Regions from separate parts of the Mus musculus genome. Here all the other regions are linked to region 3. A link is a loop called in an ENCODE intact Hi-C map of the cell type or tissue named here. Cell type or tissue: left cerebral cortex. All regions are shown on one strand. Each heading gives the region's core, and the rest is flanking DNA. Links, peaks and the distances in the headings are about the cores only.

Evidence for each region. A loop is a pair of places that touch in the nucleus more often than their neighbours do. Peaks named below come from ENCODE experiments on the same cell type or tissue, not always from the same donor. Only the 100,000 strongest peaks of a DNase experiment are listed, where the experiment ranks them.
Region 1: it touches region 3 in a loop (2.4-fold over the local background); 5 of 42 quality-filtered maps call a loop at or near these places.
Region 2: a loop joins it to region 3, with 4 times the contacts of the local background. A loop is called at or near these places in 8 of 42 quality-filtered maps.
Region 4: it touches region 3 in a loop (2.2-fold over the local background); 3 of 42 quality-filtered maps call a loop at or near these places.

Annotation. Positions count from the first base shown.
Region 1 is chr8:88,752,344-88,758,117 of GRCm38, forward strand. No RefSeq gene overlaps it. Among named protein-coding and RNA genes, the nearest start is that of Cyld, 58 kb to the left of the region's middle. In left cerebral cortex, for the core only: CTCF peaks have their summits at 3,003 (motif pointing left) and 3,202; DNase peaks (open chromatin) are centred at 1,700, 1,813, 3,002 and 3,232.
Region 2 is chr8:88,450,858-88,456,631 of GRCm38, forward strand. No RefSeq gene overlaps it. Among named protein-coding and RNA genes, the nearest start is that of Gm34846, 26 kb to the right of the region's middle. In left cerebral cortex, for the core only: a CTCF peak has its summit at 1,171; DNase peaks (open chromatin) are centred at 3,339 and 3,564; H3K4me3 peaks cover 1,039 bases; H3K27ac peaks cover 855 bases.
Region 3 is chr8:88,518,340-88,524,113 of GRCm38, forward strand. It overlaps Nkd1 (naked cuticle 1), which reads left to right and starts at 3,005. Exons shown (of 10, transcript NM_027280.3): 1 at 3,005-3,192; 2 at 3,308-3,340; 3 at 3,948-4,081. The coding sequence starts at 3,168. It overlaps Gm35076 (a long non-coding RNA gene), which reads left to right. Exons shown (of 5, transcript XR_879058.3): 5 at 783-1,206. Gm35162 (predicted gene, 35162) reads right to left here and starts at 2,782. Exons shown (of 2, transcript NR_168470.1): 1 at 2,631-2,782; 2 at 1,232-1,459. In left cerebral cortex, for the core only: a CTCF peak has its summit at 2,727; DNase peaks (open chromatin) are centred at 2,867 and 3,292; H3K4me3 peaks cover 2,265 bases; H3K27ac peaks cover 718 bases.
Region 4 is chr8:88,601,537-88,607,310 of GRCm38, forward strand. No RefSeq gene overlaps it. Among named protein-coding and RNA genes, the nearest start is that of Snx20, 32 kb to the right of the region's middle. In left cerebral cortex, for the core only: no CTCF peak of the experiment used is centred there; DNase peaks (open chromatin) are centred at 2,410 and 2,755.

The sequences.
Region 1 (5,774 bases), core at 1,034-5,033, 230 kb after region 3:
TCCTGTTAGGTAACAAAATGCATGATCAGTCCTTCTTCCTTAGAGGCCAAGCCACTTACTGCATACTGGAAGGGAAGCTAAAATGATCTGAGGGTTGCTAGTCTAGTGTGTCAAGGTTTCTGTTTGGAGAACCCACAGCTGGATGGACCTGCTGATGACATCGTGGGCTGTTCCACAGCTCTGCCTTTGCTTGTTGGGTTCAAAGGCTGGCATACATTTTCACAGATCCCATTCTTGCATTTGGGCATATTGATGTGACAGAGATGGTGTGCGCATTGCCCATCTGTGGCTCTAGACAGCCCAGTGAAAACCAGTCTTGGTTGAGAGCTCACCAGCCAGAGGAACTCTGGTCCCATCCTTGACCTCTGCCTAGACTTCTGACACAATTTGAAGGATGGGATGCATGGCCCAGAGTTAGGGTTCTCCATCTTGGCCATAGGCCAGGTCTACACTGGGTTTATTCATGGTGCTCATGCTTGCCGTATGTAGGCCCACAGAAATATCTGAAGGTGGCCCAGAGGTAGGTATTTGTCAGGACTCTTTTCACTAGTCCAGTGCGCAGTCAAGTAGGAAGCAGCTATGGACAGAGTTTTCCAAGGTAAGCAATCCACACAGCATCCCTAACGAGAACCGTCTGCTCCGGTGGAAGATAGGACTGTGGACACAGCTCCAGAGGGGAAGCAGACAAGTCTATGGAGAAGCTGCTGGTCTGGATTTCCAAGAGAGATCCCTGGGCCTAGTTAGGGTGGATGTGTGTTGGATGTAGGTCAGAAACAGGGATGGAAGAAGATTTGAATGGAGAATGCTGACGTGGGGCTGGAGGAAAGAAAGCTCAGTGGTTATGAGCACTGGCTGCCTTCCCACCAGACCTGAGATCAGTCTCCAGCACCCGCTTGATGGCCCACAGCCATCTGCAACTCCAGTCCCAGGGGTGGCTGGCACCCTCTTCTGGCCTCCACAGGCACTGGTACAATACAGTGCACAGCCATACATTCAGGCCAAATACCTGTACATATAATTTTTTAAAAAGTGTTTAAAGAGTACAGATATAGGCATCGAGAAGATGCTATTTGTTTCATTTAGGAAACATTTCAAAATGTATGTGAACTCCAAATGTTCCAAATGTCACGCAAAAGAATAGCCCACCAGGTTGACTAGGGAAAGGTGTCCCTGAGGACAGTTTGGGAGAGTTTCTTGCCTGTTGGTGAACTGCAGGTCCAGGTGGGTTGCCAGTGGTGGTGGGGGGCTGCTTTACAATGCTCAGTGTTGATGGAAGGGGTTATTTCTGGGGGCTGATGATAGCAAGGAGGCTGGTGAAGACTGGCCTGCATAGTATAGAATCAGTAATTTCTCTTAGCAAGGGGTTTTCCTCACAAAGCACAACAAAAATCTGCAAAGATTTTATCTGTTGACAGTACCAGTTTTCAAGACTTTAACGCCACCGTGGTGTGCTCTTCTTGGAGGCTAGTTGGTCTTACCAGCCTGTGAAATAAATGTAGCTAGGCCTTGACCCTGCACCCACAGTTTGCCTCTCAGCTCTGTGGGTCTGCTGGCTCCAGAGGGTCAAGCCTGCTCAGTGGGTTGTCATGGAGTGAGATTATAATAGGAAACATTGTATTGTAGACAAATGCACTGTTACCGAGCAGGCAGTCTCCTCAGAGAAGCACTGGGAGAGGTCTTCAAGGCAGTGGCTGGGAGCTGGGAGGATGGGAATAGAGCGGGTAGAGTACAGGGACATGAGGAACAACCCTGTTGGTCCCCTGTGCTTGTCTTGTAGCATAAACATCCACACCATGTGCTTGCAAGTTACCAAAGTACCAGCTCAGCAGCCAGAATTGGAAAGAGACATAGAAAGATTCTTCCCAAAAGGGCAGAGCATGTCCACACTGAATGCTAGAATCCAGACCAGGGTTCTGCACACTGTGTGGGGACCAAGTCTAGCTTGATACTGTTTGCCCAAGTGACATTTTAGTGGAACACAGTCATACCCACGTGTCCTGCAACAGCAGAGTTGTAGAGCAGTGACAGAAACCTGAAGGCCTTGCACAGCCTGAAATATTTACTCTCTGGCTACTTTCAGGAAAAGTCTGCCCACTGCTGTTATAGATATCATAAAATAGATATGCAACTAGGAAGGGCCAAGTTTCTAGAGGCTGTTTTTGTTGTCAATGTAAACATATCCTCCAGGTTTCCCTCCCTCTCCCCTGTATTTTTGTTGTTGTTTTAAAGGCAGGGTATTGTTTTATAGCCCAGGGTGACCTTGAATTTGCTGTAGTCCTCCTGTCTCAGTGTTCTGAGTGCTGGGATTACAGGTTTGAACCACCTCTCCCGCTTCAGTTTAACTTCCAGACCTAGCTCACTGCTGTCCACTCCTGAATCTTTATTGCTTCTCAGGAGCCCTGTTGCTATTCTTGCTTACCACAGACCCCTCCGATGCCCCCTAGGCTCCCCTTCTCCCCTGCACTCCTCTGATCTGGTTTGCTGTGTTCTCAGAATTAGGAGCAGGGCCGTCTCTGATTCTTTACTCCCATTTTCTCAGCATTTCCACTGGCGCCTGACACAAAGTAGGTGCTCGAACATTTGCTGAATGGGGAAAGGAATTGTTAGCCTCTTAGGCAGATAAGCTGTTTTATTCACTATTATGGATACAGCCAGAACTGGATAGCTGTCAGTCCTTTTGAGAAAGTACAAGAGGTCCCAGCCTCATGACACACGCTCTTGGAGACATCGCAGAGCTTCTCCAGAAATAAACTCTGAATGAAGCCACGCTTGTAAAGTGCCTATCACGCTGCCTGGTGCTCAGAAACCCCTTACTAAATGGTAGCCACCAGCAGCAGCAGAAGCAATGTAATCATGAAATTGAGAGATAGGATTGCAAGACGAATTAGCCCACCCCTTCTGCCCCCACTTGGTCAGAACGTACAAGTCCTCACTGTTTTGTAAGATTTGGTATTTCCTAGGTCGTCTCCTTCTGAGTGCAGGAGCGCCACCTTGTGGGCACTTTAGGTTATGACACAGTATCTGATAGCTCCCAAGTAGTCAGTCCCAGTCAGACTTATGTGTGGAAGGCAGCAGGTGGTGTTGAAAGCAAACCTGACCTTCAGGGATACGTGGCCCATTACAAATGGCATACGGGAGGGCTTGAGCGTCCCTCGTGTAACTTAAAGACAGATGGTGCGTGATGGCCATGACTGCTGCTACTGTCCTCCTTCATGATTGGCTCTGCCCTCGTTCTGACTCCAGCGTGAGTTTTCAGGCACCTTAAAGCCACATTTAGAACGAGATAGTGCCATCTCCTGGGAGGACACGGTAAGGCTGGTGGTGGAGTATGAATCTTGTTTTATGCGAAGAAAGATGGAAAAGAACAGGTTCTGATATCACAACCACTGATGTGTGTGTCTAGGCTCAAACCTAAAGTCACCAGTTGCACAAATGTCCCCTGCAGCTCACTTCATCGGAGTCTCTGGACCACCTGCCCCCGAGTGATGGGGAAAGGCAGGTGGGGAGGTCCTATGCAGAACGGACAGAACCAGCTTTGCAGAGCAGGGCCCTGGGATGGCGTTTCACACCATCTCTCTTTTCTTAGCTGTATGCTGTATACAGGTGTGCTGTATGCTAATTCCTGCTATGTCAGAGAACACTTTTTATCTTTTGGGAAACCTGGAGTTTATATCTGGAAAAGATGCTAATACTCTGCTTTTTGTGCCCGTGGGAACTTCCAGGCAGCCCTAGCAGGGGCTCCATGCCTCCCTATGCTCATTTAGAGACATGCATCAGGTGAGTGAGACAGGACCCCTGGGTCAGGCAGGGTGTGCCAGAGGAGTTCCTGCAGGTGACTACTGCTGCTGTCCCTTGTAGTGCCACCATAGGCTGCCCAGCTTCCAGCAGCCTTCTCTGACCCCTGCTCTGCTTCTGGGTGAGGAAGGAAGCATGTAGCTTCATTTTCAGGTCCTGATTAGGGCTCGCCATAAACAAACGACAGTGCTTTGCAGCAAAGATACTATAAGGGATCTCACCTCCTTCTTCATGGCTTCTCTCTGAGCACCAGCACGTACTCCACACGGGAACAGGGCCTCATTCTGCACTGTCCTGCTCAGCTCTGGCATCTGAGGTCTCCATCAGTGAACTCCCGGTGCTACTCTGGTGGCTGGGGATCTGGTTCTTCTTGGGCTGCTGGCTTTTCTTGTTTGGCTTCTTTAGCTCCTGATGCTGGATAACCACTCACAAATGGAGACACGACCCAAAAGCCTCCATGTTCTGCAAACTTCGTAGTTAGCACATGTGCCAGTAGGAACCATGTTGAGGGAATTAGTGGTTGCACACCTGCCCAAGGGTAACCTGGAAGATCCTGGCAACTTTGTTTATACTGGGGGCCAACTGGAGAAACTTGGATGTGCAGAACCTTGATATACTGTGGAGAAATAGACCCTGGAGTATTCCTCTGGATCATTCCTCTGGATCGTGTGTGTGTGTGTGTGTGTGTGTGTGTGTGTGTGTGTGAGAGAGAGAGAGAGAAAGAGAGAGAGAGAGAGAGAGAGAGAGAGAGAGAGAGAGAGAGAGAGAGAGAGCACATGGCCTTGACCCTAAAATTGGAGGAAAGTGCTTGCTTGTGTTGTCAGGTCCCACCTGTAGAAAGCCCATGGGTAAGGGAGGCCCCTAGGTGTGCTGACTGGCTCTGGGGTCACCAGTAGTTTCATAAAAGGACCTCGAAGGTGTTTTCCTTTCTTCTCTGTCAATGTCATGCCACTGACCACAGTATGTCTCCTATGTGGGGCTTCTGCATAACCCTGTCCTGCAATCAGGCCACATGGTTCCCTAGGGACATCTTTCAACATGAGCCTTGGGTCCCTTTGCTCCTGAAGGCAAGAGACAAGTCCTGTATCCATGGCTTCTGCCTCCACAAACTTCCTGATATTTTAAGGAAGTTTGTAGCCTTGCACATGGAGGGAGGTGGAGTCTGCAGTTGTCACTGGGCTGTCACATTCTACCGCTCGATCTCTCTCCTGCTGGTAGGGCTCTATTAAACAGACACACCATCACCTGGGAATAAGCCCACCCAGGACCTCAGGGAGTTAGAGGCAGGGCTGGATCGGGATCAATCGGTGAGCTCTTCTTGCCCTGGGATGAGCGTTGCAGAGGAGGTTCAGACTCTAAGGTTCCTCAGTGGAGGTGGACCTCTTCCTGGAATTCGTGCTGAGTGTTGCCTGAATGACAGGGATCGGCTGGCCAGGTGCTGACCTTGGGCTTTAAAACCAGGCATCCTAAGCTGGGTGGTGGCAGAACCTGCTTTCGATTTCAGCACTCAGGAGGCAGAGGCAGGTCGTTCTCCGAGTTCAAGGTCAGCCAGGAATACGGAGAGAGTTTCAGCACAGACAGTGCTATGCAGAGAGACCCTGTGCGGAAAAACAAACAACAGCAAAACAAAATGAACAGACAAAACGAGGCATCCCAGATCAAGGCTCTTAAGCTGCACATGCGCACAAGGGCCAGGATGGTGCTGTTGAGGAGCAGAGTTAGCGCGGTTGAAGGCGGCAAGCAGGAGGTTCGCTCTGCTCTACCTTTCCAACTACAGTTTTCCAGAGGACGCGAGAGTTCCCCATTCATAAAATTATGACAACCATTTTCTCTTAAGCTGGCAGACCAGCGATTTGTCATCTCCACACCCTCTCTGGCACTCTGAGAGACCACAGCTTCTATCAGGACCCAGACTGGTGGAGGCAGGGTGGGAAGGGTAGACCCAAGCAGGTTAGAGTTCTGTCTGTGTGTCATCCTTC
Region 2 (5,774 bases), core at 907-4,906, 67 kb before region 3:
TTCTCAGAACCCAGAGCTACCCAGGCTCCTAGCAGGTTGCACCCTGTAGGCTGCACCTGCTTGCTCAGCTGAGATGCTGAACGAAAGGGGCCACTTCAAAATGCATCGTAAATTGTGGTCAGGGAGGGAGAAAAAGAGGAAGCAGGGAGGGTAAGAGGGAGAGAGAGAGAGAGCGAGCCGAGCAAGTGAGCGAGCAAGCGAGCCCCCACTTCAAGGCCTGCTCCCTCCCTAGCGGGAGACCTGTGTATGTGAGGATGAAGGCAAACTTGGGACTGGCAAAGCTGGCCTTCTGATGGAGCGTGTGGTGCCCACTTTGAACGTGTGGCCTTTGTACCTGCCTATTCAGGGCGGCCTCAGGACGCTGGGGGGCAGGCACGCAGGGGAGGACAATGACGGACTCGTGCTTTGCGTTCTCTTTGAAGTGGTTCTGCCCTGGCCCCCTGCGGGCTCCAAAAAGAATGCTTTTGTTGCCCGCTCCAAAGATGCCGTAAGATTCTGGGGGAAAGTAACCGGAGGGGATCTACCCGATTAAAACAAAATTAAAGATAAGAAACAAATCAAGCCAGCCGTGCGGGGGCTGGCGGCAGCTTTGAACAACCGGTAGAAGGGACACTCTGTGATCCAACCCTTTCTTTCCCTGGGGAAGTGACCGGCTTGGGGGAGGGGAGGGGAGGGGGCTGTCCTCAGTGGAAGCAGAAGCCTGGAAGCCAGAAGGGGAAATCGGGGCCCTCTGGGGTCTCCTAGGAGGGACACCAAAGGGAGAGTGACTGCTAGGACTCTAAAATCAAAGTCCACTCTAGTGCTAGCGTCTGGGCAGAAAAATGCCGGAGGCAAAATCAAAATAGCTACTGTTTACAGAGTTAGGTGCCAGGGGTGGGGCCCAGTGCTGGCTCCAGCGACTGAGTGAGGAGTTTAAAGTCTTCACCGCTGTGAAATGAATATGCGTGTTCAAAAGCCTTTACATGCCCCATTCTACCGCTGCAGAAGTTGAGGCTCAGAAAGGGGCGCCACCTCCCAGACACACACACAGAGCTGGAAAGTGGTGAAGTCACATTTGAGAAGTAATGTAGGGCCTCGGTTTTGAGAAGAAAAGCCCCCCCTCCCCCCCGTTTTGATCAAAATGGAGTTCTCCTTACATTCTATTCCCTGGACTGCCGGAGGGGGCGCTTTCCAGGCTGTTCCAAGAAGTGTGTGTTAGGATGGTGGGTGGTCAAAGGAGAGATTTTTAGATTGGCAGTGGGTGGGCGATACTACTCCTAGTCCAGACTCCTTCTCCCTCTTGTGTTTCCCTTTTTGAAAGATCCTGATGCCCATTCCAGGCTGGCCTCGAGTTGGTGACCCTCCCACCTCGACTTCCTTAGTGTTGGGATTGCAGGTGTGTGTGTTCACAATGGGTTCTCTCAGATCCTCTCATCAGTTCTGAACACCCAGTTCCACTTCCCGAGCTGCTAAGAGTCAGCACAGGCCAGCCACGGCTGGATCTCACGTAGCCCCACTTGTCCACACTGCAGTCTGAGGGCCTCTCTGACTCCAGCCCAGTTCCCCTCCTTCATCCAGTATGGGGACAAGTGGCTCTCCAGAGAGCCTGAAGGATCATCAGGTTCTGCCACACATCTTCCATGTCTAGGCTCACACTGGAATGTTCCTGCCCTTTCCAGGGTCTTCCCCATTTTCTAGCCGGTCTCTGCTGGGAGCACAAGCCGATGGTGTCTTTGAGCTCTCTCACTTTAGCCTGTGTGCCTGGGGTTCAGACCTAAGACAACCGCATTCAAATGAACATCCTGTGCTAAAGAGGCTTGGCTCTATCTGGTGTGGCATTTGGCTCTCCAGATGGAGGAATGAGTGTCCAGCGTGGCGGAGAATATTCAGGAAGCTCTGTTCTTCCTCTGCCTTCCATGGTCCCTCCCTGCCCTACCACTGAACTTTTGCTGGTAAGGGGCTCAGCCAGGGACCCAAATCAGGCATCTTCTCACCCTCTACAACTCTTACGACCCACAACCCATTTCCTAGCACCTCATCTCCCAGATTCCTTCCCGACATCCCACACATTGACCAAGGAACCAGGCTACTACATCAGGAACTCTGTAAGCTGGCAGGAAGCAGTGGACAGAGAGGAAGTGAATAAGGCCCTGTAAAGTCTGTGGCCCCAGGGTCCTGTGCTTTGTCTAGCTGTCTGTCTGCCACACATGTGGGTAACTAGCCCTTTTCAGGTTCTAGCCACCTGTCATCTGCGGAATACATCTGTGGCCTGCCTCAGCAAGTGGAAGCCCATAGAAGCTTACTGAGTTGGGTAGAAACCAGCAGAAGGTTGGAAGCCAGGAGGGCAACCCAGGCTAGGTGATGAAGCTTTGGTTCCTAAGGGCAGAGGGCTCCACAGGGAACTGAGGGTCTGCTACCCCTGCTTGCTGTTAGTCTAGGCTGGGTTTTACAAATGACTCTTTAAAAACATTAAAAACAGTTTTGGGCTTCTTTATTTAGTTTATGAATATGGATGTTTTACCAGCATGTATGTCTGTTTACCATGGTGCCTGCAGAGGTCAGAATAAAGTGTCAGATATCCTGGAATTGGAGTTACAGATGGTTGTGAGCCATCATGTTGGTGCCGAGGCTCAAACCCAAGTCCTCTACAAGAGCAACAAGTGTTCTAAACTGCTGAGCCATCTGTCCAGCTCACGGTAGACTCTTAGACTCTTCTCACAACCCAGCAGGATAGATTTGTTTTGTTTTGTTTTGTTTGTTTGTTTGGGTTTTGTTTTTTTTCTACAAAGGGTTTCACTGTGTAGCCCTGGCTGTCCTGGAACTTCAGGACAGATTTTTGAGATGAGAAAATGGAGGCTCACAGAAGCTTCGAGAGGTAACCAGCAGCTAACTAGTAGGCTCCAAGTGGAGCTACCAGTCTGTGGGATCACAGAGACCTTGCAAAGTAATAAGTCACTACCATTTAAAGGGGAATCTTTTGAGTGGGGTGATGCAGGATGAGTAGGCGTATGTCCAGGGCAGAGGGAGGGCTAAGTCTTGGAGAGAAAAGGTAAGAGGGGAGGCGCTGACTTGACTGAGGATGGGGGACTGAGGGAAAAGAACTGGGGAACAGGATGCGGCTCAGAGTGGTTTATGGAGAAATGGATGTCTGGCAGGGCTTCTGGGGGTAGGGGGGCACAGCGGGCAAAGGCTTGTGAACCGAATGAGCCAGGTTTCCCGAGCTTAGCAGAGCGCTCGGCACGCACCAGCACTGGGTACCAGCGTGAGCAGCTCGGGGCGCCACGGCGAGCGCGAAGTCTGCAAGTGGCGTCGCCAGGGCACCGCGGTCCCCGCCCACCGCCGGCGCACTAACCCGGAGCAGATGGCCGGCGGCCCGCTCGCCTCCCGCCGCCGCGCCGCGCTTTGAAGTGGCCGCTGCCGCCCTGGGCCGCCGGAGCCCCGCGGGCCGAGGCTGCGCGTGTTTACCCAGGTGCTCGGCCGGCCGGGGCCTCGGCCGGTCCGCGTAGGGCAGCTGGGCTGCAGAGCCACTGAGCAAGCCACCGCTCCGCCGGCGCCACCGGGCTTCCCGCTGCAGCGACCGAACAAACGCAGGCTTATAAAGGCCAAGGCTTCGTCCAAGGCTCGCCGGCCACCTGGCTCGGGACCCCTTTCCCGTCTGCCTTGCCCCTCCTACTGGGCGGCTTTCCCTTGGCGCTGGCACACCGCTCCCCTCCCCACTCCGATTAAGGCGCCTGGCACCTCCCCCTGCGCCGCAGGACAAGGACGGTTCTTGTCGGCGTTTATTACATGCGGCTGTCACGGCTTGAGCAGTGCTCCGTGTGCACAGGGCCCTGCGCCATGGGTGTACCCATCGTTGTCCTCCTTTTAGAGAGGACAAGAAGCTTGCCTAAGGCTATAGCTGGTAAAACCAGAGCCAGAGTTTGAATCCAAGGCTAGTTGGGGCCAGAGTTTCCGCTAGGCAGACATGATTCTGCCCCACCCCTGCTGAAGAGCCCTCCAGCCCCACCCCACCCCGGCTCCAGGCTTTCCCATGAGCAATACCAAGGATGCTCAGTGGTCTCTTGCATTTACATCCAGTGCCTCCCAGCATCTGTTTGGAAGTGGACTTTCAAGCCTGTCTCCCGACTTGCAGTAGAGACCTGTTTTCCAAGATCCCCAAGGCTTTGGAGGTCTGGAGGACATTTAGCTAAAAGCCTTTTGGAATTGCACCTCCCTCATCAGACTGGGAGCATTTCAGGACTCAGCCTTCTCTACCCCATCAGAATAGTCTTGTGAAGGGCCATGCTTCCCACAATAGCTTGGGAGCCTCATAGGACCCTGCTGGGCCACAGCAAACAGGGAATGTGGCAGCAGATCTTATTTCAGAATAGGGGTTTGCCTCGAGTCTCCTCTGCGACTGGGCAGAGGAGGGAGAAAGCTTGGGTCACCAGTAGGGTGACACCTGGGTAATGCAAAAGAGGGGGTCGAAGCCCCTTCTGGTCTCAGTGTGCTGATGAGGGCCCTGCAGGAATGATGATAGGGCAGACATGTGTCCCTGTGCGTCCCTGGGCGCTATGGCTATGAGATGTCCTAGGCGGGAGCAGGAGGCAGGTGGGCTCTGACACTCAGCCCCAGGCTGGGTCACGTTGTGGTTGTGTTAAGAGCGTGGTCCTGGCAGTCTCCCTCTGCCCAAAGACCAGGCAGGTTACTTGTCGCCATGCTTTCAGGACAGGCGCCCCCGCCGCCGCTCCCCGCAGCCTGACCCCTCACACATCCGGCAGGGATGAATCAGCCGCGACGCTGCCGCTGCCTGCACACTCTGATCCCGGTCACTTTGTTCTCGCTTTAAAGCCAGTGGGCCGGTGGGGGAGGGGCCGTCTCTCTTCTCTTCCCCTTCTCCCTCAGTCTCCTCGTACTTGCAGGCCTGGGCTGTGATGGTACTTGAAAGGACCGCGACACTCAGTTATCTGGCCAGGGAAGTCCGGTCTGAGAGTTATCTGTGCTGAGTGGTGGAGTGGACGGCTGTGCGCCTGTGTGAGCGTTCTGCACACGAGCCGCTGTGGAATTAGGGACGTGTGAATATGGGTACCTTATAACTATTGTAGCTTTCAGATTTATTTTGATCCTTAGTAACTGCCTTTATGTGCCCTACACAAGCATCCTCTGTTCCTGTTGAACAATTTTTGAGAACCCAGAATATTCACGAATTATATATTAGGAATATATAATATACATGAAACAAAATTCATGCCTAAACATGGACCCAAGGGAAAATGCCAGAATGGTGTTGGATAACATCACCAAGTTGAAGCTACCCTGTGCTTATAGCTAGGGAAGAAGTAATGCAAGAGGAGGTCCCTTCGTGTACTGGGGGAACACACTGCAGGGTACGTAGTGGGGTGAGCTACCAGGCGTTCAGGCAATAGCGTGGATGGGTTGAGGGATAGAAGCTAGGCAGGAAAACATGCGTGCTGTAAGATTCCATTAAGAGAAAGTTCAAACCCAAGCAGTGTGTTAGTCAAGATGGAGGCTTGAGAGTGACTGCTGCTAGAGAGAGAAGTGCCTCCAGGGGGTCAGAGAGCCACGGGAACAGTGTTCTCGGCCCTCTGCCTTAGGAGTCTTTGCGGATGCCCCTTGTAAGTAGTACATGCGCTGAGGGGTGATCCTGTGCATATCTTGTCCATGTACAATAAACTCAACTTACGTTTGTTTTCCCTCTGTTATATCCTCTACAGGGTGGTGTGTGTGTGTGTGTGTGTGTGTGTGTGTGTGTGTGTGTGTGTGTGTGTAAAATGTTCTAAATCTGTTTGGCTTTT
Region 3 (5,774 bases), core at 789-4,788:
GGTCAGAGGTGTGTGTTTGTAGAAGCCGTGAGGGTCCGACAGTGGCAAAGTCCCAGGCGCCTGGTGGGGCCTCTGTGTCTGGCCAGCCGTTTGGGATTTACTTCCCCTAAGACTCAAGCTGGTAACTACAGAGTTTTAGTCTTTGCTTTTATCTCTTTTTGAACTGCAAAGAGACATTCCCAAGGGGCAGAGGGGATACTGTTTTCTCATGAAAGAAGAAAGCCATGACAGGTTTAAGGAAGTAACCAACGTTCTAAGCTCTGTGAGAAAGGGTTTTGCTTTGATTTCGAAGCCCCTGGCACTGGTGTGGGTGTGGGTGAGAAAGACAAGCAGGGACCCCACAGGAACTCCACTTCTATAGCAGACACTCTGCGGGATGTTCCCTGTCAGCTCGGGACCTGTGACCTCGGCCACTCTCGTCTAGTCTCAGGGTCTTCTCTTCCATTCCCACACAGTTCGCATGCTTTACCACTACACCCTAGACATCTGGGCCATGTGATTCTGGGGGTGTCCTGGGTACAGTCGGTGTTTAGCAGCTTGCCTGGTGTCTTGGACAATACTAACCCTTTCCTGGATGTAAGCTGCCTTCTGTCCTCTTGGGTTTCATCATGGGCACTGTTTTTCGTCTCTCTTCCACCCAGGTCATGGCGGGGGTGGGGGGTGGGGGATGGGGGCGTGGGGGGTGGGGGGAGCAGGTTTGTGCATGTGGTACTGTTCCACTTGTTCACTGAAGTGCTAGAACAATGCCTACCACACAGCTGGCACTTATTCTTTCTTTCCAGATGTTATGCTTGGAATGTGCTGGAAACCTGGGGTAGTGAAATGCACGTCAGCAAAGCAACTTGGTTCTCAACTAGATCATGAATCAGCTGCATGATGGGTAACTCCTTGGGCAGGTAACCCTACTTCTCTGAGGCTACCTAGCAGGATCTGTCCTTTCTACAAGTACAAAAGCCTTCATTGAGGGCACAGAAATCCAACAGGCACTAAAGATGTGGCATACACAGCTGACAACAGTCCAAGTGTGGTGGCTCACACCTACAATCCCAGTCTGCAGGGAGGCTAAAGCACTAACATCGCTTCGATTCCAAGATCAGCCTGGCCTACGTGGTGAGTTCCAGGCTAACCTGGTAGAAGGTCCTTGACTCAAAACAAACAAAGAAACAGTATTATTTTGCTGTTTTGTGAGGTCCCAGCCATACTTGGATAAAGGCATGCCACATGAGATTTAGGGGTGTGCTTAGATTAGCTTTTATTTCCTCCAGACAGGGTATATAAGCAAGAAGAGGGATGAAGAATTTCAGAGGGTCACACAGCTCCGGGTTCCCTTGTCCTCTGAGACAAGGAGGTGCTCAGAGTCGTACTTCACAGCACAGCAGCCACCAGCCACATGCCAAGGTCTCTTGCAGTGTGGCTCTTCTGTTTGAGATGTGTTTCAAGTGTAATATGCACACCAGACCTTAAAGACAGTGGAAAACAAAGAACGTGACATCTTACTAAGTATTGATGTGATTTTTGCTATCTTGAGTCAAACCAACTTTGCCCTTTACTTTTAATGTGAAACTTACTTTTTTTTTTTTTTTTTTTGGTGGAGGTGTGTGTGTAGGGGATAATTTTGTAGCAGGTTGGCCATTCCTTTCACCATGTGGTCTCTGGGGATGGAACTCAGATCCTCAGGCTTGGTGGCAAGCAACTTTAGCAGCTGAGCCATCTGGATGACACACCTGTTTAACTTTTTAAAAATTGTAGCGCCTAGGGCTCAGGACATAGCTCAATCACAGTGTTTGCTTGCCTAGCACCGGCTTGTCAAAGCAGTGCTCTGGGATTGACTCCCAGATCCCTTCCCACAAAGTGCTTACTTGTAAGTCTAAAAACGACCAACCACTGTAGGTCACCTGTTTATATTGAGTATCGCAGCACAGGGGAGCAGGTTTTAAAAAAATGAGGAGAACTAAGTCTCCATTGTACAGATCATAAAACTGAGGCTGAAGCAGTGAGTCTAGCTCTAAGAGCAGAACTGGTTCTTTCCCATGCCCAGGCTCAGATACCAGGATAAGCTTAGCGCGGGGACAGCAGAGAACGTCCTTCTAAGGACCACAAAGGTATATAGTGGAAGCCTTTAAGTCGCCTTCCCCTTTGCAGAGACCTCCCCAGACAAAACAAACAGGCCCTTGGGGTCTGCAGAACTGCAGGGGGGAAGGGGGAAACGGAAACTAAGAAAGATCAAAGATCCGGCGGTTCACCGCTCCTGGCCTCATAGCTTGGCAGCTCGCCCCGATCCCAGTTGGGCACTCAGGAGCCCATGGGCGAAGAAGAGTTGCGAGTGACAAGGGGACAGCTCGGGGTTCCTGTACACTTGTTGTTAACAGGAGTGGGCCTGAACTCCCTCTAGCCAGCAAGGTGTCCAGTTGATTTCTACTGGACTCCCAAATGGGAAAAAAAAAAAAAAAAGAAAAACCCAAAAAACAAAATCAAACAAACCCAAAACCCAGAGTAGTCAAAGAAAAGGGCAGGCAGCTGAAAACAGGGATTGAGCACTGTAAGTCTGGGAAGGGACAGCACCATGGGAGAGCAGTAGACACGTATGCTAGGGCATCTGAGGTCGCCAGTTATAACCTCAGTTTCCCCACCTGTGAACTCGAGCCATCCAGTCCCACTCTGGCAGCTTCGAGGAAATGCAGAGAAGAGGGAAGTCTCAGTGTCACCAGCGAGGGCAGCGCTGTTCCACCACCCAGCGGCCAAAGCCTCCGCCCGGTCCCGACTCAGGCCCCGAGGTTCGCACGGGGGGCTTGGGGCCCAGCACACCCAAAGCCCCTCCCCATCGAGGCTCCACCCCTCCCCGCCCACAGGCCACGCCCTCTGTGGTCCCGCCCATCGGCCAGCCCCTACCCGCAGGCCCCGCCTCTACCCGCCCCGCCGCGTCCGCCTCGCCTTTGATGGGCCGCTGCCGGCCAATGGGCGCTCAGGGAGGCGCGGGGCCGCGGCGGCGGGCAGGGGGCTCGGCGCGCCCGGGCGTCAGTCCGGCCGCGGCGACGGCGGCAGGAGCGCGTCCCGGCGCCGCCTAAGGCTGCGCTCGGCGCGCGGACTGTGAGGAGGAGGCGAGCGAGGCTGGCGCGGGGTCGGCGGCCGGACGCATGGCTTAGGACGCTCCGCCGCCGCGCCCCAGCATGGGGAAACTTCACTCGAAGCCGGGTCAGTGTCCTCGCCTGCGCGCCGGCCGCGGCCCCGCGTCCTCTCGCCGGTGCTAACTCTCCCTCTCCTTTCTTTCCGGCTCCCGCCGCCGCCGCCGCGCGCGATGTGCCCGCAGCCGCCGTGTGCAAGCGCAGGGAGAGCCCGGAAGGTAGGCGTGCGGGCCACCAGCCCGGGGGGCGCGAGGGAGGCGGCGCGGACCGCCCTGCCGCTGGATCTCATTACCAGGGTTGCCTCAGCCCCCAGCCCCGCCCCGGGAGCGCTCTTTGGGGCCCCTCTGTCCCTCCTACCCGTTCCCCACAGCCCGGTGCTCCCACTGCTGACCCTAACCCCCTCCACTTTGGCGGCGGCGTCTTCCCTTCAGCTCCCCAAGATCTTGCGCCTTCCTCTAGTCGCCAGCCCCTACTCCGGAGAACTTGGTCTCTGGTCTCACTGCACCCTCTCTGCTGACCCTCATCTCTCTCCTTCGCAATCCCTGCCTCCCGCGCTCCTTCCTCTCTGATCCCCGAACTCCTTCAGTCAGGGTATATTGCCTCCTCCCTTTCACCCTCTGAATCCTCCTAGCACTTAGGATCTCGCCGAGCCCCCTTCCTTGGCTATTTCGCTCTTTTGGATTCTGCTCCGTCTGGTGCTTGACCCTCTTGCCAAGTCTTTACTCTCCGGGCTGTGCCGCCTTGTCTCCTTCCCTTCACTCTCTGGTAACTTTTTGCCAGCCGGGGGGGCCCAGACTCAATGTCTTCGTGTTCTTCCCGCCTCAGGTGACAGCTTTGCTGTAAGCGCTGCTTGGGCAAGGAAAGGCATCGAGGAGTGGATCGGGAGGCAGCGCTGTCCAGGCAGCGTCTCAGGACCCCGTCAGCTGAGATTGGCAGGCACTGTTGGTCGAGGCACTCGGGTATGGCCCCCCACTCCGTTCCATCCTTTCACCCCTTTTAGCCTTGGGGAGAGTCTGAGGATCTCCCCCTACTCCAACTTTTAGCATCCCGCTTGCACATTGTTCTAAGTCCAAAAATCCCTTCTCAGCCACTGTGTGCCCCACTAGCCCTACTTGTGCCCTATGCTTTGGAGGACCCTTGTCGATCAAGTGGGCACCAGTCTCCTGCCCAGCTGGGCACAGAGGGTTGCTTGGGGAGGAAGTGCCAGGGAGGCGATGATACAGGTCCAGTGGGGTGGGGAAACTATGCTGTGTTTCTGTGTGTGTGTCGGGGGCTGGGGGGGCTCCTCTACTTTGCTTTTGTGGCCAGCTTTTCCACAGGGAGGGGTTAAGACTAAAGGCAGACAGGAGTGTCTGGGTAGAGGGCAGGGCTCTGCTGGCCCAGGATCTGTGGCTACCTCCAACTGTGTCTGTGGCATTCATCAGTGCCATCTGCCATCTGAGTGTAGAGTTTGGAGGCACTGAGACCTGGCTGCCCCCTTAGTGTGGCCCTGAGAGGGAGGGGGCTTCTCTGTAGTGTGGTCTGGGTGCACCCTCTTTCTTCACCCAGGGGGTTCTTGAGGCTAGAGGTGTTCTGTGGGAGCAAGTGGGTTGGGGGAGTGAGTGACTCCAGCCCCTGCGCCTGGCCTGGGACTGGTGTTCACAGATGTCCTGTGAGCTCCAGAACTCCGCACGAGGCTTTCAGATGGTCTGCGTGGAACTCTTGCAAGCTGAGGATCAAAGGATGAATCAACTTTTTGATGTGACATTTAATTTTTTTTTTTTTTTAACTTAGAGGGGGAAAAGACTGAGCCTCAGGTCTGGCTAGTTCTTTGGTCTTGTTCTTTGGGTGAGGGTGGTAGAGTCTTCAGATGTGTGTGTGTATGTGTGTGTACAGGGGTGTATGTGTGTATGCATGTGTGTTAGTATGTGTGTATTGCACCTGGCAGCACTATTGTAGACAGGTGGCGTGTGTATGCATGTGTGAGTGTGTGTGTGTGAGTATGTATGTGTGTGTGAATGTGTGTGAGAGTCTGTGTGAGTGTGTGTGTGAGTGTGTGTGAGAGTCTGTGTGTGTGTGTTGGCACCTGGCAGCATGATTGCAGGGAGGGGGCATGTGTGTTTGTCTGTGCATGTGTGTTAAATGTCTTCTCTCTCTGGATACTTCTCTCCTTCCACTCCATGGCTCAGGCTTCCTCTTCCTGGCCTTCCAGTTTGCTGCTGACTGGGACTGGAGCTGCTATCCTAGTAGAAAGGTCAAAACTGGTCTGAGGTGGGGGTGGGGGGACTGCATTGGAGCCTTTCAGCAGGACCGCAAACTTTTCCTCCCCCACCATTCTCAGTTTGTGATGTACTTATTTATTTAAGGACCAATGAAAACAATCCAATTTAGACACGTGAACAAATGCATTTGCAGCTCAACACAGGCCGAACGAGGATTTCCATTAATCAAGTTTTGTTTTGTTTTTTTTTTCAGCCTGTTTATTTCCATAAAGTATTCCTGCAGAATGACATTTATTTAGGCTCTGTCTCTCTCTCTCTCCTCTCTCCTCTCTCTCCCCCTTCTCTCTCACTTCTCTCCCCCCACCTCTTCCCCCTAAAGTGCCAGGCAGCTTTTGCTTCATGCTAGAGGGGAAACTTGAAATACAGCAAGGGCTTGCTTCCATTGACTTTT
Region 4 (5,774 bases), core at 792-4,791, 83 kb after region 3:
GAGGTGCTGCTTACTGTCTTGCTATGCTTGACCAAAGCGTTCTTCATAAGTGTGAACCACAGGGCAACCTCTGTTAGACTTGGGGGTGGGGGTGGGGATTTCTTTTGTTGGTGCAGTTAATCTAAATCCTTTTACATTAGCCTCAGACAGACTCCAGACAAGGGCAAAACATAACCACATTCTTCACCAAAATATCACAAGAATGATATGTAGGCAACATACTAAAATTCTTCTCACCTGAAACCTCTTGAGCCAAACCCCATGGGTCAAATCACCCTCAGTATAGCTGTCTTCCATGTTACTGTTAGGATGACCCATTAAGCATGGATTAAAGCATTTCATTGCTTTCTTAATACAAAGTCCCAAAATCCACACTCCTCCAAACAAAAGCACAGTCAGGCCTATCACAGCAATACCCCACTCCTGGTACCAACTTCTGTCTTAGGGTTTTATTGCTGTGAAGAGACACCATGACCTAGGAAACTCCTATAAAGGCAAACATTTAATTAGGGCTGGTTTACAGTTTCAGAGGTTCAGTTCACTATCATTATGGTGGGAAGTATGGCATCGTGCAGGCAAACTTGGAGCTGGAGGAGACAAGAGTTCTACATCTTGATCCGAAGGCAGCCAGGAGGAGACTACTGTGTTTCACACTAGGCAGAGCCTGAGCACATATATTACCTCAAACCTGCCTCCATAGTGACACACTTTCTCTAACAAGGCCACACCTAATAGTGCCACTCTCCATGGGCCAAGCATTCAAGCCTATCAGTCTATGGGGGCCATACCTGTTCAAACCACCACAGTCGGGGCTACAGAGAGAAGGAAGAGTATAGAGAAGGTTAAATAAAATTAGGGGTGTATGAAAAAGCTGGTAAAAACTCATTGCTTTGTAAGAACATTAAAAATAAATCGTTTGAAAAAGGAGTTTGAACAGAGGTACTCTGTATGAGTGGTTAATGCCATTCCCAGAAGCCATAATTTTTTTAAGTGAGAATCCCAGTGCCATGTTTGGGGCTACCTGGAGATGCCTAAAATACAGCTATTGCCATGGCTTCTAGTTGCTTTCATAACTGGATACTAAGACCCTACAGCTGAAGACACAGATGCTTTAGATTCAGGGCTGGCGAGATGGCTCAGTGGGTAAGAGCACTGACTGCTCTTCCAAAGGTCCAGAGTTCAAATCTCAGCAACCACATGGTGGCTCACAACCACCCGTAATGAGATCTGATGCCCTCTTCTGGTACATCTGAAGTCAACTACAGTGTACTTATGTATAATAATAAATAAATCTTTGGGCTGGAGCAAGCAGAAGTCCTAAAATTCAATTCCCAACAACCACATGAAGGCTCACAACCATCAGTACAGCTACAGTATGCTCACATAGATAAAATAAATCTTTTTTAAAAAAATGCTTTAGATTCGAGACATAGAGAAGTCAAACTGGAACTGACCTCCTGCAAATTTCTTCCCTGGTGATTTGCTTTCACAGGGCCAGCGGTGCTCTTCAGACTACTTAGGGAGAGAAATCATCAATATTACCCAGCATCAAACCCTGAATATTTCAATACTGACCTTGCAGGAAGATGTGCCTACCAGCACAACAATGTCCTGAAGTTACAGGGATAGCCAACTGTCTTTTGCTTACCTTTGAGGCCTGCTCTGCAGGAGAGAATTCATGTCTGGCACTGTAAACCCATGGAAAGCCCATGGCTGAGGGTGTCATCAGCCCTGGGGTGGGGGCAGGACGACCCTACTACTGATGATGCTAAATGAACACACTGTCAAAGCGTCTTCCCTGCTCTCAAAAGCCAGGGAGGGAAGCTCCGTTTTGCCGGGGTCAGCTGTGAATGTGGACTCATAATTGGTTAGTGCCGAAAATAAGTGACTGTTGAGTGTTTATCCCTAAATAGGACATCTGCATTGAATCCCTGCCCCTAAGGCTCAAGAAACATTTCAGAAGAGGGGACAAGAAAAAAGGTGTTAAGAACAGAGGAGAGGAATGAGCACTGTGAGATGCTGTCTTCTGGACATGTTGCAGCCACTGTGAGAGGCTGTGCTTACCTGCATGAGACGTGAGATTGAGCCCGTGAGCGTTTCATCCTCGGTGGAGCAGGGTACCGGAAACCACAGCCCTATTAAGGAGTTAGTGACAGTTAATGAACAATGGGGGAGGGGGAGTCTTTTTTTTTTTTTTTTAAGGACACAGATGCTGGTAAGTCGCCCATGGTGCAGTAAACAGCCCATATCCATGCAATCATCCAAAACAAATTCGGTGGGTTACTGGGAAGAGTTCCAAAGGGCGTGGGAGAGGATAAGAGACTTGAGAGATGGAGTTGAATTGGATCAAAATACATTATATACATATAAGAAATTGTCAAAGCACAAAATCTTTTTAAAAGAAGGGGGTGGGGCGTGCAAGGACGGACATCTGGAGCCTGCCTATCCACCTGGTAATTGCTGAATTGGCGGTAGGAGGCATGAAGGAAAGAATGGACTTGCGCCCCTCTGTCAGCAAAGTGGGGGAGGGGAAGGTACAATATTGACTTTAACGCGGGGGATTTTAAAAGCCCCTATGTTCCCACTTTGTGCTTCGCTTCTCACGGGCAGGCCAGGACCTTTGAAGTCTGCCTGGCCCAGTGGGGAGCAGCTTCTGCTGAGAGAGATGCAGGAAGGGGAGGGCTTCTGTGGAGAGGCGATGTGGGAGGGGCGGGGTCCAGCTTTTGTGGAAAGGAGATGCTGAGAAGGGCCAAGGGGCGGGCTTCTGTGAAGAAGAGATGCGGGGAGGAGCTGGGGGCGGGGTTCTGAGCAGACTGGATGCAGGAGGGCTGGGGGGCGGGGGAGGGGCGGTCGGGCTTCTATGAAGAGGCTATGCTCATGGGGGTGGGAAAGGGGCCAGGGGCGGCGGAAACTATTAGGCACGCTCCAGCAAAAAGGCCGCAAATCCAATGATAATGTACATCTGTTTCAGGACTTTATAAGCTTTGAACATTTTTTATGGGCAGATAAGTGGGTCGTTTTCTTCCCATAACTTAGAACTTCAAAGCAGGATGTGTGGATGATGCAAATTGCTGAAATATGAGATTTTCCTACAAAGAGGCTTCCAAAAAAGACAGGAGGAAAGGATGGGAGGGACCAAAGGCTAATTGATGCCACAGCCTTTTATGTACATTGCAAAAAAACGGGACAGAAATTGATTTTTATGAAAACTCGATGGAGAGTGTGGGGGAGTCCCCCTGTGGGGTCTGAAGTGGCAATGTATGCTGTCCAGGCAGAAGTATGGCCTTGGCTTCTAAGGTACCCTCACTGCACCCAGGACATTAGGACAGTTTTAGGCCAGCCAAGGATTAGTCAACACAAGGCCTGGAACACCCATGGGGCCCACAGGCAAAAAGGATTTGGGGAAGCCTTGGGAGAGGCATTTTGTGGGAGCAGCGTGATCATGCACCCCACACCCTCTGTACACAGTTTCCCATGTTGTTTTTGTCTGCCCTACCTCACCCCCAACCCCTACTCTACCCTCAATCCCCCTCCACCTGACCCCTGTGCTGTCAATTAGCCAGTTCCTAAGTGGGGGCCTAATAAGCACCCTAGATGTGCTCAGTGAATGAATGAATGAATGAATTAATGAAAGAAAGAAAGAAAGAAAGAAAGAAAGAAAGAAAGAAAGAAAGAAAGAAAGAAAGAAGTGAGAAAATGGAGCTTCCTGGCAGCAAGGGTCAACCAGCTGCCTTGCCGTGAGTTTCTGTCCCACCATGGATGAAAATGGCTGTGTTCCCCACACTTATGTTTGACCCTGCGACCCTTTCTCTTGGTGGGTATGTATGTTAAGCCAGCCCAGGCAAAACGATTAGTTTTGCTAGTGATTGATTTGGGTAAGGTCATGTGGCCGGATCGGGGCCTATGAGTTGTAAAGGTGCAGCCCAGGAGGTACTTAAAAAATGCCAAGGCTGCAGCCATCTGACCAGCTGCCCTCGCATAATAGGGAGTCAGTAGAGCAGCCTAGAGGCTGCCACTGAGTTACTGCTCCTAGCTTCTGCCATAGCTGGCAGCCGCCCAGTTATGTGGCTTTTCTCTGGAGAGGGCTTCAAGACAATAATTTGGGTACATGTTTACTTTGAGGGAGGCGAGGAAGCAAGACGGAAGGCGGGGAGCAGCTGAGGGTCACTTCATCATAACCTTGTTCCCAGGAGAGTATGAAAATCTCCTGGGAGTTACCCCACCCCCTGTTGCTCCCGCCCACCCTAACAGAGCCAAGAAGCTGGGTGATTATCCACTGATTCCTGTCAGTGGCTTGTTGAGGGCAGCTTAGCTCACCCGGCACAGGAAGCGCTGTGGTGATACAGAGAGGCTTAAACAGGTGTGGGCAATGGAAGTGAGGCAAACGTGCAAATGATCCTGGATGGATGGCTCGGGAGTCCTTGCTGAGGGGTTGCTGGAGATACTAATCCTTGCTTCCTAGAAGGCTGGTGGGTGGGTGGGCTCAGAGGACCAAGGAGGGGAGGGGAAGTTGGGTAAGGGGGAGTCTGTTTCCTGGGGAGCCCATCCAAGTGTAGGAGAGGCATCCTAATGAGCCTGAGAAGATTGAAGTGTATTCAGTAGTAGGCTGGAGATGCTGAGATGACTTGGGAGAGTCTTGACCCCCCCCCACCCCCCCCACCCCCACCCCCCACCATCAGACATCCTGTTAAGAGGTTTCCAACAAACCTGGTCCCCAGTCTCAATTTTATAACATAATGTCTCCACAAATACTCCCCATTCTCCCATAGCCACCCAGTCCTGGGCCCCATTCTGGACCCACCTCCAAAGAAGGCACAAGGTCCTCCATCTCTTCCCCCCCCCCCCACTCCCATCCTCTTCATCTTCTGCTTGTTCTCTCCTGGAGTCTTTGGGATCTATAGTTACATTCTCTGTTTAAAAATTATTCTCACCTCCTTGTCTTCATGGTATTTAGAATAAATGCCATGAATAAGGTGCTTAGAGTCCAGTGCTCTCAGGTCAGATGGACAGTGGTTATCATCAGGTCAGATGGACAGTGGTTATCATCAGGTCAGATGGACAGTGGTTATCATCAGGTCAGATGGACAGTGGTTACCATCAGGTCAGATGGGCAGTGGTTATCATCAGGTCAGATGGACAGTGGTTACCATCAGGTCAGATGGACAATGGTTACCATCAGGTCAGATGGGCAGTGGTTATCATCAGGTCAGATGGACAGTGGTTACCATCAGGTCAGATGGACAGTGGTTACCATCAGGTCAGATGGACAGTGGTTATCATCAGGTCAGATGGACAGTGGTTACCATCAGGTCAGATGGACAGTGGTTATCATCAGGTCAGATGGACAGTGGTTACCATCAGGTCAGATGGGCAGTGGTTATCATCAGGTCAGATGGACAGTGGTTACCATCAGGTCAGATGGACAGTGGTTATCATCTCATCCAGGTTGCTTTGGACTTCCTTGTCTCTGAACCTGTGGGAACTTCCATAACTAGGCCTCCTGGTCTTAAGGCTTCTTGTCAGGATGCAGACCTCAGCTCTTCTTAGCTCGTCACTTGCACTTAGACTCAACAAAGGTGCCCACCTGCTCTGCTCCCAGGCTCTCTTCTCCCTCTTTAGTAATGCAGCCTTTGGTTCGGAGTTCAAGAATGAAGACGCTTCTCAGGCCACCTCACAATTAAATTTGGTGACTAACATCTGGTCAATAGGGCAGTTCCTGGGATTCTCCCTTAGACATGGCATAGCATGCTCAATCATCTCTTCTACCCTCCCCC